Linked DNA regions of Homo sapiens: region 2 is linked to region 1. A link is an interaction called in ENCODE POLR2A ChIA-PET data of the cell type or tissue named here. Cell type or tissue: Panc1. All regions are shown on one strand.

Region 1 (4,000 bases):
AGACCAGCCTGACCAACATGGAGAAACCCCGTCTCTACTAAAAATACAAAATTAGCCAGGTGTGGTGGTGCATGCCTGTAATCCCAGCTATTCGGGAGGCTGAGGCAGGAGAATCGCTTGGGAACCCGGGAGGCAGAGGTTGTGGTGAGCTGAGATCGTGCCATTGCACTCCAGCCTGGGCAACAAGAGCAAAACTCTGGCTCAAAAAAAAAAAAAATTCATGAACCCCATAACTGAGCAATTCTATTCCTGCATGTGCTATATATTATAAAGAAATACTTGCTCTTGTATCTAAAGATAGGTACAGGAATATTTGTATCAGCATCATATTAGCAACAAACTGGTAATAACACAATGTTCTTAGAAAAATTAATGAATATATTATAGAATATTCATATGATGGAACATCTATTCAGCAGTGAAGATGAACTACAGCAATGTGAATCAACATGGGTGAATATTAAAAAGTATATTGAGTGAAAACAAAACACAATAATATAAGATATACATTTTATAAATTTCAAAAATAAGCAAAACTGAAAATATATTTAAAAGAAACGTAAAGATGTGATTAAAAATGAAAACTCGGGCTGGTAGGTCCTGCTGATGAAGAGTGAGGAAGGAGGAAAGGATGATGAATAGCATTGATATTTAGTTTTTTGCTTTATTTTTATGTTCATCACTTGCACATATTTTATACATTCTTTTTGCATATCAACTACTCCAAATGTAAAATTCTGAAACACGAATCTTTTATCTCCATTAAATTGACAAAAATTTGTCCACATGTGCTATTTTTTCCTTTATTTCTGTTTTTAAAGATAGAGTCTCTTGCTGTCACGTAGGCTGGAGTACAGTGGCATGGTCATAGCTCACTGCAGCCTTGACCTCCCAGGCTCGAGTGATCCTCCCATTTCAGCCTCCTGAGTAGCTAGGAATACAGGCACATGCCATCACATCCAGGTGACTAAAAAACTTTTTTTCGTAGAGACAAGGTTTGTCTATGTTGCCCAGGCTGGTCTTGAACTCCTGGGTTCAAGCAATCCTCTCACCTCAGCCTCCCAAAATGTTGTGATTACAGGCATAAGCCACAAGCCACTGTGCCTGGTGTTTTTCCAATATTCTAAGATAATTTTTCTTGAAAATCACTTTCTATCCCCTTTCCCCCACCTTTTTCATTATTGTGCTTATATTCATCCAAATTGTATTGTTTGATATTGTTACTTCAGTTTAATTGTTTTTAACTGTTTACTCCACTTGATGGTAAGGTCCCTGTGAAATGATTTCTCAGTTAATGCCATCCTATCCATTTTCTGCACTTCTTAGCTCTGCAGTATATGCTCAGAGGCCAGAGGCTATATCACCTTGGTCTCCTTGCTCTCATATTTCTCTCTGGGTTGGCCAATGGAAAGGTCTGGTTGGAGAATGGAATGAGAGAGGAGAGAGATATTGGGATGTATCTTCCCTCAGTGTTCTTGTCTTTGAACAGTATCTCTATTCCTCGTGACTTCCAGGCAGCTCTCACTCCACGTCTGAAAATCTCATTGGGTTCTGTACCATGTACCGCTTGCCACTTCAACAATGGGTGTGGTAGTAGCTTCTCACTGTTGCTGGTCTTGGGGTCTCTCAATTTCCCCTGTTTATTTCCTAAACATTTTCCACCATATATAAGTAGCTCTTTCATCGAAACCATTTAATTTATAGCATCTGGGGTAAATTTTTATTCCTGCCAGAATCTTGTTATCTTCTTTTTTCTGTTTTATTCACTGCTGTTTCCTCAACGTCTAGAATAATACCCGACAGAGTAGGAACTTAAAAAAAAGGGACGAATCAATGAACTCATGGTCACTAGCAATTACCACATGATTTTGCCCCAGCAGCAGCAGCTGATTAGGTCAAATTAAGGTTGGGAAATTGATGATGCTCTACCTCCCGGCTAGCAGGAGCCCAAGATGGTTTGGCATAAGAGCTTGGCCAAAGCTAAATGATAGTGACTAACACATCAAATTCTCTTCCTTGGAGAATTTCAATGCAAAATACATATATATATAAAATTGTTCCAGTTAATAGTGAAGGGTGAAGGCTGATGTTGAAACCGACGCAGAAGACAGATATCAAAGACTTTAAGATGACATTCGTCATGAAAGGCTATAAATATGTAGAGGCTGTCAGTACATTCAAGTTCAAAGTACAGACGTCACGACTAAGCAGAAACTAAACAATATCCAGCAGTAGAGACTCAGAGAGGAACTGAGTCATCATATTGGCAAGAGACTGTCTAACTAGAGAGTGACAAGTTAATGTTGTTAGTAAAATGACCTTGGACCCTAAATCATCTTTCCTCTCCTTTGACATCCAGACTATACCTGTTACAAGATTAGCAAAGATTCTCTTTGTTTTTTTTCCTTGTATGTATTTTGTAACAAACCCCTCATTATTTCATGTTCCAGCAAATATAAAAAGCTACTGGAAAACCAAAGCTTCTGTCTTCCTGTTTGGTGTTTCTTTTCTATCATATCACTGATACTGAGCTATCAATCAAATTGTAATCTTTTTTTTTTTTTTTTTTTTTTTGCTGCAAATTTATTGCGAAGAGTGAAAGAACAAAGCTTCCACAGTGTGGAAGGGGACCCGAGTGGGTTGCCCCAAATTGTAATCTTATTTATGATTTTTTCTTATTCTAGTTTAGTTTAGAGGAAGTTATAAAACCCATTATTTCATGGCTGGACCATACAATGATTGCTACCCAATTTTGTTCTTTTCTTTCACATTATGTGTGAGTTTTGGAAAACACTGACAGCAACCAGAAGGTAATCCACACGGTAAGCTCAAAATTTGCCAAAACTCCATTGTATGTATGTTTACAAGTGATCTAAATTGTAAGTGGGAAAATAGAAACATACAAATATCTGGGGATAACAGTAAGGAGGATGACAAAAAAGATTAGTAATTTCATTCTTCTTGATATCCCAAATTTTGAGCAGAATTGCTCTGAGAACAGAATCTCAGAAGGAATGTCAGTTTGGCAGGAGAACAAGACAGAATAAAATGATAACTCACGAAGCAGGGACAGAAAGGATAGCAGCAGCTTCAGGGCTGTGCTAAGGGTAGCTTGGCACAGGAATGCGTTCTTTGAGACAGATTCACAAATGGTTGATTAGTATGAGAGGAATGCAGGGGTATCATTTATCTGGATTGTCCCAAGGCCCTTGACAGAATGTTTTCCTGAAGACTCTTATACAAAAAGTGAATTCAAATTGCTTTGAAAATTGGCTGATGAGTCCAAAACAAAGAAAAAAAAAGATAAATTGCAAATGTAGCCAGCTCTAGCAAAGTGCCTGAAAATGACAAAGGAATTAATGTCGATTTTAAGTCTTTATCTTACATTTTCAAAAGTTACCTGAAAGTAGTTTATTAAAAAAAATGCAGTGACTCAGACTTACTGTATATTCAATACTGAGTTAGGTACCCTGAGTGCAGTGGCCATATATGCTGAGCCAAAACGAAGAATAATTTTATGTCGCTTCTGGATGCAAGAGGTAGGAACAAGCGTGAGTGACTCTTAGTAAGCATATAACTCATTGGTAGAAACAGAATGTCAACATCCCAGAATATTAGCTGTGAGCTTTCATCCTTTAACAGATAGCTATAGGCAAGAGGAGTCTGTTTACTAGAGGTCAGTTGGGAGAACTTCTACTGTTTTGTAATTATAATTACCTTATTAACAAATAATATAAAAATAATGTGGTCTGAAAGAGTAAATACAACATATTCTGAAAAGCCTCCAATATTTAGGCTACAGAGGACTTGACACTGTGGATCACATACTGATCTTAACTTTAGGGTATGACTATGACTTTCAGATGAAGAACAGCAGCCGTTATGTTTGTGAATCAAGATCCTTTGTATAGTACTCATTTAAGACTAGGTTGACTTTTTAAAATGGTGAACTGAAGATGGTTTCTGGTGCAAATGGAATAAGTGTAAAATTCAAATAGAC
Region 2 (4,000 bases), 1.3 Mb before region 1:
CGTGGTGAAACCCTATCTCTACTAAAAATACAAAAATTAGCCAGGCATGGTGGCGCATGCCTGTAATCCCAGCTACTTGGGAGGCTGAGGCAGGAGAATTGCTTGAACCTGGGAAGCGGAGGTTACAGTGAGCCAAGGCAGCGCCATTGCACTCCAGCCTGGGCAACCAGAGTGAAACTCCATCTCAAAAAAAAAAAAAAAGCTCCTAAGTTTTTGATGAACAACTGATATGATACCTGAAGAGTTCTTTGCCTGGGACCCATTACAGAGCAAGTTCTTTAAAATGCCGTATTGTTACCCATTATTATACATTTTTGGGGGGGGCGGATTTAATATCTTTTTAACTGTGGCAAAACACCATTATTAAATTTTGCCCAAGGTGCGATACATATATACACTTGGATGTGTGCATGCATACACACACGTACACAAACACATGTGAGACACCACAGAAGAAGTGAAAGAGGGACATGGAGGTTAGAAATCCAGAGAAAAAGATGGATCCAGAGATACCCAAGAAAGAGATCAAAAAGATAGTGAGGACACAGTGGCTGGTTATACTTCTTGCTTATCTCTATGGTAAACCTGTGAGTGTTCAGGCTGTCTCTCTTCCGTGTTTTCTGCCCTCATATTACCATAGATCTCCTGCTAGGATCATGGCGCCTCTTCAGTGCTTTGCACATCTTGACCATTCAGAGTCAGCTGAATTATTTCAGAAAAGAATTAAATAAAATATATTTGTCGTGCAAATATTACTGGAAAAGTCATCAAACCCTGAGCCAAGTGACCAATTAAGCAAAATTCTACTAAGTGATTTGCTTTCCACCAAAATAAAGCCAAGTTAAGTTGACTAAGAGGCTGAGCAGACATTTTAATAACCTAATTCAACAAGCAGCTGCCTAATTCAACAAGCAGCAGAAGGGAGATGACAGGTCATTCTGGTAGGGCTGGATTCTTAGGATCAGTCATACATCAACCTTTGAAGCCTGGGATCAGCAAGGGGTGGAATAACAATAAATACAATCAGATGCTTGGAGCCTTGGGGCAGCCACGGAACCTGTTTCATAAATATCTTGTTCCAGGAGGATGCTATTATTTAATGGGCTTGGCACCTCATTATACTGTAAGCTCTTTTAGGGTAGGGCTCCCAGCTTCCTCTCCAGTTGCCTATAAAGGTTGTGCTGGCCAGGTGCGGTGGCTCATGTCTGTAATTCCAGCACTTTGGGAGGCCGAGGCAGGCAGATCACGAGGTCAGGGGTTTGAGACCAGCCTGACCAACATGGCGAAACCCTGTCTCCACTAAAAATACAAAATTAGCCAGGCATGGTGGCACACACCTGTAATCCCAGCTACTCAGGAGGCTGAGGCAGGAGAATCGCTTGAACCTGGGAGGCGGAGGTTGCAGTGAGCCAAGATTGAGCCACTGCACTCCAGCCTGGATGACAGAGCGAGACTCTGTCTCAAAAAATAAGAAAGAAAAGAAAGAAAGAGACAGAGAGAGAGAAAGAAAGAAAGAAAGAAAGAAAGAAAGAAAGAAAGAAAGAAAGAAAGAAAGAAAGAAAGAAAGAAAGAAAAGAAAGAGAAAGGTAGGTTGTGCTGAGGATGTGACAAGCAGCCAGTTCTCTGGGTCACTCAAGGATGACTAAGAGGAACTGTCACCCTATATGTTTACAAATACCAAGGCCTGGTCATCTGACCCACCTCTGCTTGAGCACATTGCACAGAGTGAGTTCCTAGAGGTACATTCCCATTCCTGTGGCCAGGATGAAGCTCTCCCAATTCTTGAGTGCAGCTGGTTTCTGAGACACAGGGGTTCTGCATGGGCTGTTGGGTGATGTGTTCTACAGCCTCTTTCTCAGGGGGAAAGGAGGAATGAAGAAGAAAACCTGACCCTGTCTCAGCTCGGGAGAATCTTGTGTGTGTTTCTAGGGAGAGGAGACTGTGCGAATAGGAGGGAAAGACTGCTTCAATAAAACAAAAGAGGGGCTGTAAGTAGGAGTGTGGATGGATGCCTCCCCTACCACAGCAAGATTGAAGACTCCCTGGAGAAACTTAGTGTGGGTTGAAGTAGCAGCTGCTTTGAGAACACAAAATATTGGAAGCAGAAAGCAACCTCAGCAATAGAGGAAGTGGCAGTGGGTGAAGAGTCTTGCCAATCAACAAGAGTTTCCCTGGGACCCAGCTGAGGCCTGGAACCTTGGGGCTCAGAGGCCTGTGGCCCTGGCTGGAAGACTTGTGCTGGTTAATTTCCATCTTCCCCTCAGATCTATCTCTGCCATCTGTCCCTTTAGAGGCGGACATCTATAGATGGCATCCTGACTTCCTGGTTCTCTGGCTTCTTTTGGGTTGGGTCAATGGCAGAGAGAACAAGCGAGTGGAAAGAGAAAGAAGTAGGTAGGGTATTTATGTCTATTCTTACCTGTGCCCCCCACCTGCCAAAGTTTTAGCAGTTGCTACATCCCTCTAAGGCCAGGGATCAGTAGAGGTAACTCCTTCTTCCAGGGTTCTGTTTTCTTTTTTTAAAATTGTTTTAATTTTGAATTTTTATGGATACATAGTAGGTGTATATATTTATGGGGCACATGAGATATTTTGATACAAGCATATAATAATCACACCAGGATAAATGGGGCTCATCACCTCAAGCACTCATCATTTCTTTGTGCCATGGACATTCCCATTGTACTCCCTGAGTTATTCTAAAACATAAACGTTCTGGTACCTGATTTAACAACCGTTTCCTCGAATTTCTCCTTCAGACTTAAGCATAGGAAAGGCTTTCTGATGTTGCTAGTTTCTGGTGCGTCACTATCTTTGGTTGTTCTTTAATCCTGCCCACAGCTCTGTTAAATAGTCCCCTTATTTGACTCTTGTCAAACTCACTGGGTCTGCCAGTTGTTTAAATGCTGAATCCTGACTGAAAGAGAGATCATTTTCTTTTCTTTCTTTCTTTCTTTTTTTTTTTTTTTTTTTTTGAGTCAGAGTCTCGCTCTGTCGCCCAGGCTGGAGTGCAATGGCACGATCTTTGGCTCACTGTAATCTCTGTTTCCTGGGTTCAAGCAATTCTCCTGCCTCAGCCTCTCGAGTAGCTGGGATTATAGGTGCCCGCCACCACATCCAGCTAATTTTTGTATTTTTAGTAGAGATGGGGTTTCACCGTATTGACCAGGCTGGTCTCTTGGCCAGGGTGATCTCGAACTCCTGACCTCATGATCCCCCCGCCTCGGTTTCCCGAAGTGCTGGGATTACAGGCGTGAGCCACTGCGCCTTGTCAAGAGATCAGTTTCAAGGTTTCCACAGAGCAAGAGCTTTGGTGAGCTTCTGATTGTAAACTCAGGAACAAATAGAACCTTTAACTCTCCTCAGGAACCCATGCAGCAGTAGACAAAAGACGCAAAGAACTTGAGGAAATGAGCCTCAGCCCAGGAATGTTAATGAGAAAGAAACTCTGGAACAATGACCAAAAGTGTATAAATAGGGGATAAACTGCTGAATACATTCTAAAGAAATGTGTATTCAGGAACTGAGTAGTATAGACTGTAGAAGTTATTTATTTATTGATTTATTTGAGACTGAGTCTCGCTCTATCGCCCAGGCTAGAGTGCAGTGGCACAATCTTGGCTCACTGCAACCTCCACCTCCTGGGTTCACGCGATTCTGGTGCCTCAGTCTCCCAAGTGGCTGGGATTACAGGCACCCGCCATCACCACGTCCAGCTAATTTTTGTATTTTTAATAGAGACGGGATTTTACCATGTCGGCCAGGCTGATCTCGAACTCCTGACCTCAAGTGATCCGCCTGCCTCGGCCTCCCAAAGTGTTGGGATTACAGGCGTGAGCCATGGCACCTGGCCAGAATGTAGAAGTTATTTTAATAAGCTTTTCTAGAAGTTGTAAAATTTTAATGCTAGGTCTTTAAAAAGTTCTTTTTCTTCTCTTTTTTTAAGGTGGAAGATTTGGTTATTTTTAATTTTAATTTTTATTTTATTTGAGATGGAGTC

What was found. Peaks named below come from ENCODE experiments on the same cell type or tissue, not always from the same donor. Only the 100,000 strongest peaks of a DNase experiment are listed, where the experiment ranks them.
Region 2: POLR2A ChIA-PET joins it to region 1 with 8 read pairs; 1 of 35 experiments calls an interaction of 5 or more read pairs at or near these places.

The regions. Positions count from the first base shown.
Region 1 is chr6:146,989,565-146,993,564 of GRCh38, reverse strand. All of the region lies in intron 6 of STXBP5-AS1 (STXBP5 antisense RNA 1), which reads left to right. Among named protein-coding and RNA genes, the nearest start is that of LUADT1, 170 kb to the left of the region's middle. In Panc1, no CTCF peak of the experiment used is centred here; a DNase peak (open chromatin) is centred at 2,264; H3K27ac peaks cover 1,914 bases.
Region 2 is chr6:148,304,599-148,308,598 of GRCh38, reverse strand. It overlaps a transcript of SASH1 not described here. Among named protein-coding and RNA genes, the nearest start is that of SASH1, 36 kb to the left of the region's middle. RefSeq lists a silencer at 852-1,146 and an enhancer at 696-1,382. In Panc1, no CTCF peak of the experiment used is centred here; a DNase peak (open chromatin) is centred at 1,718.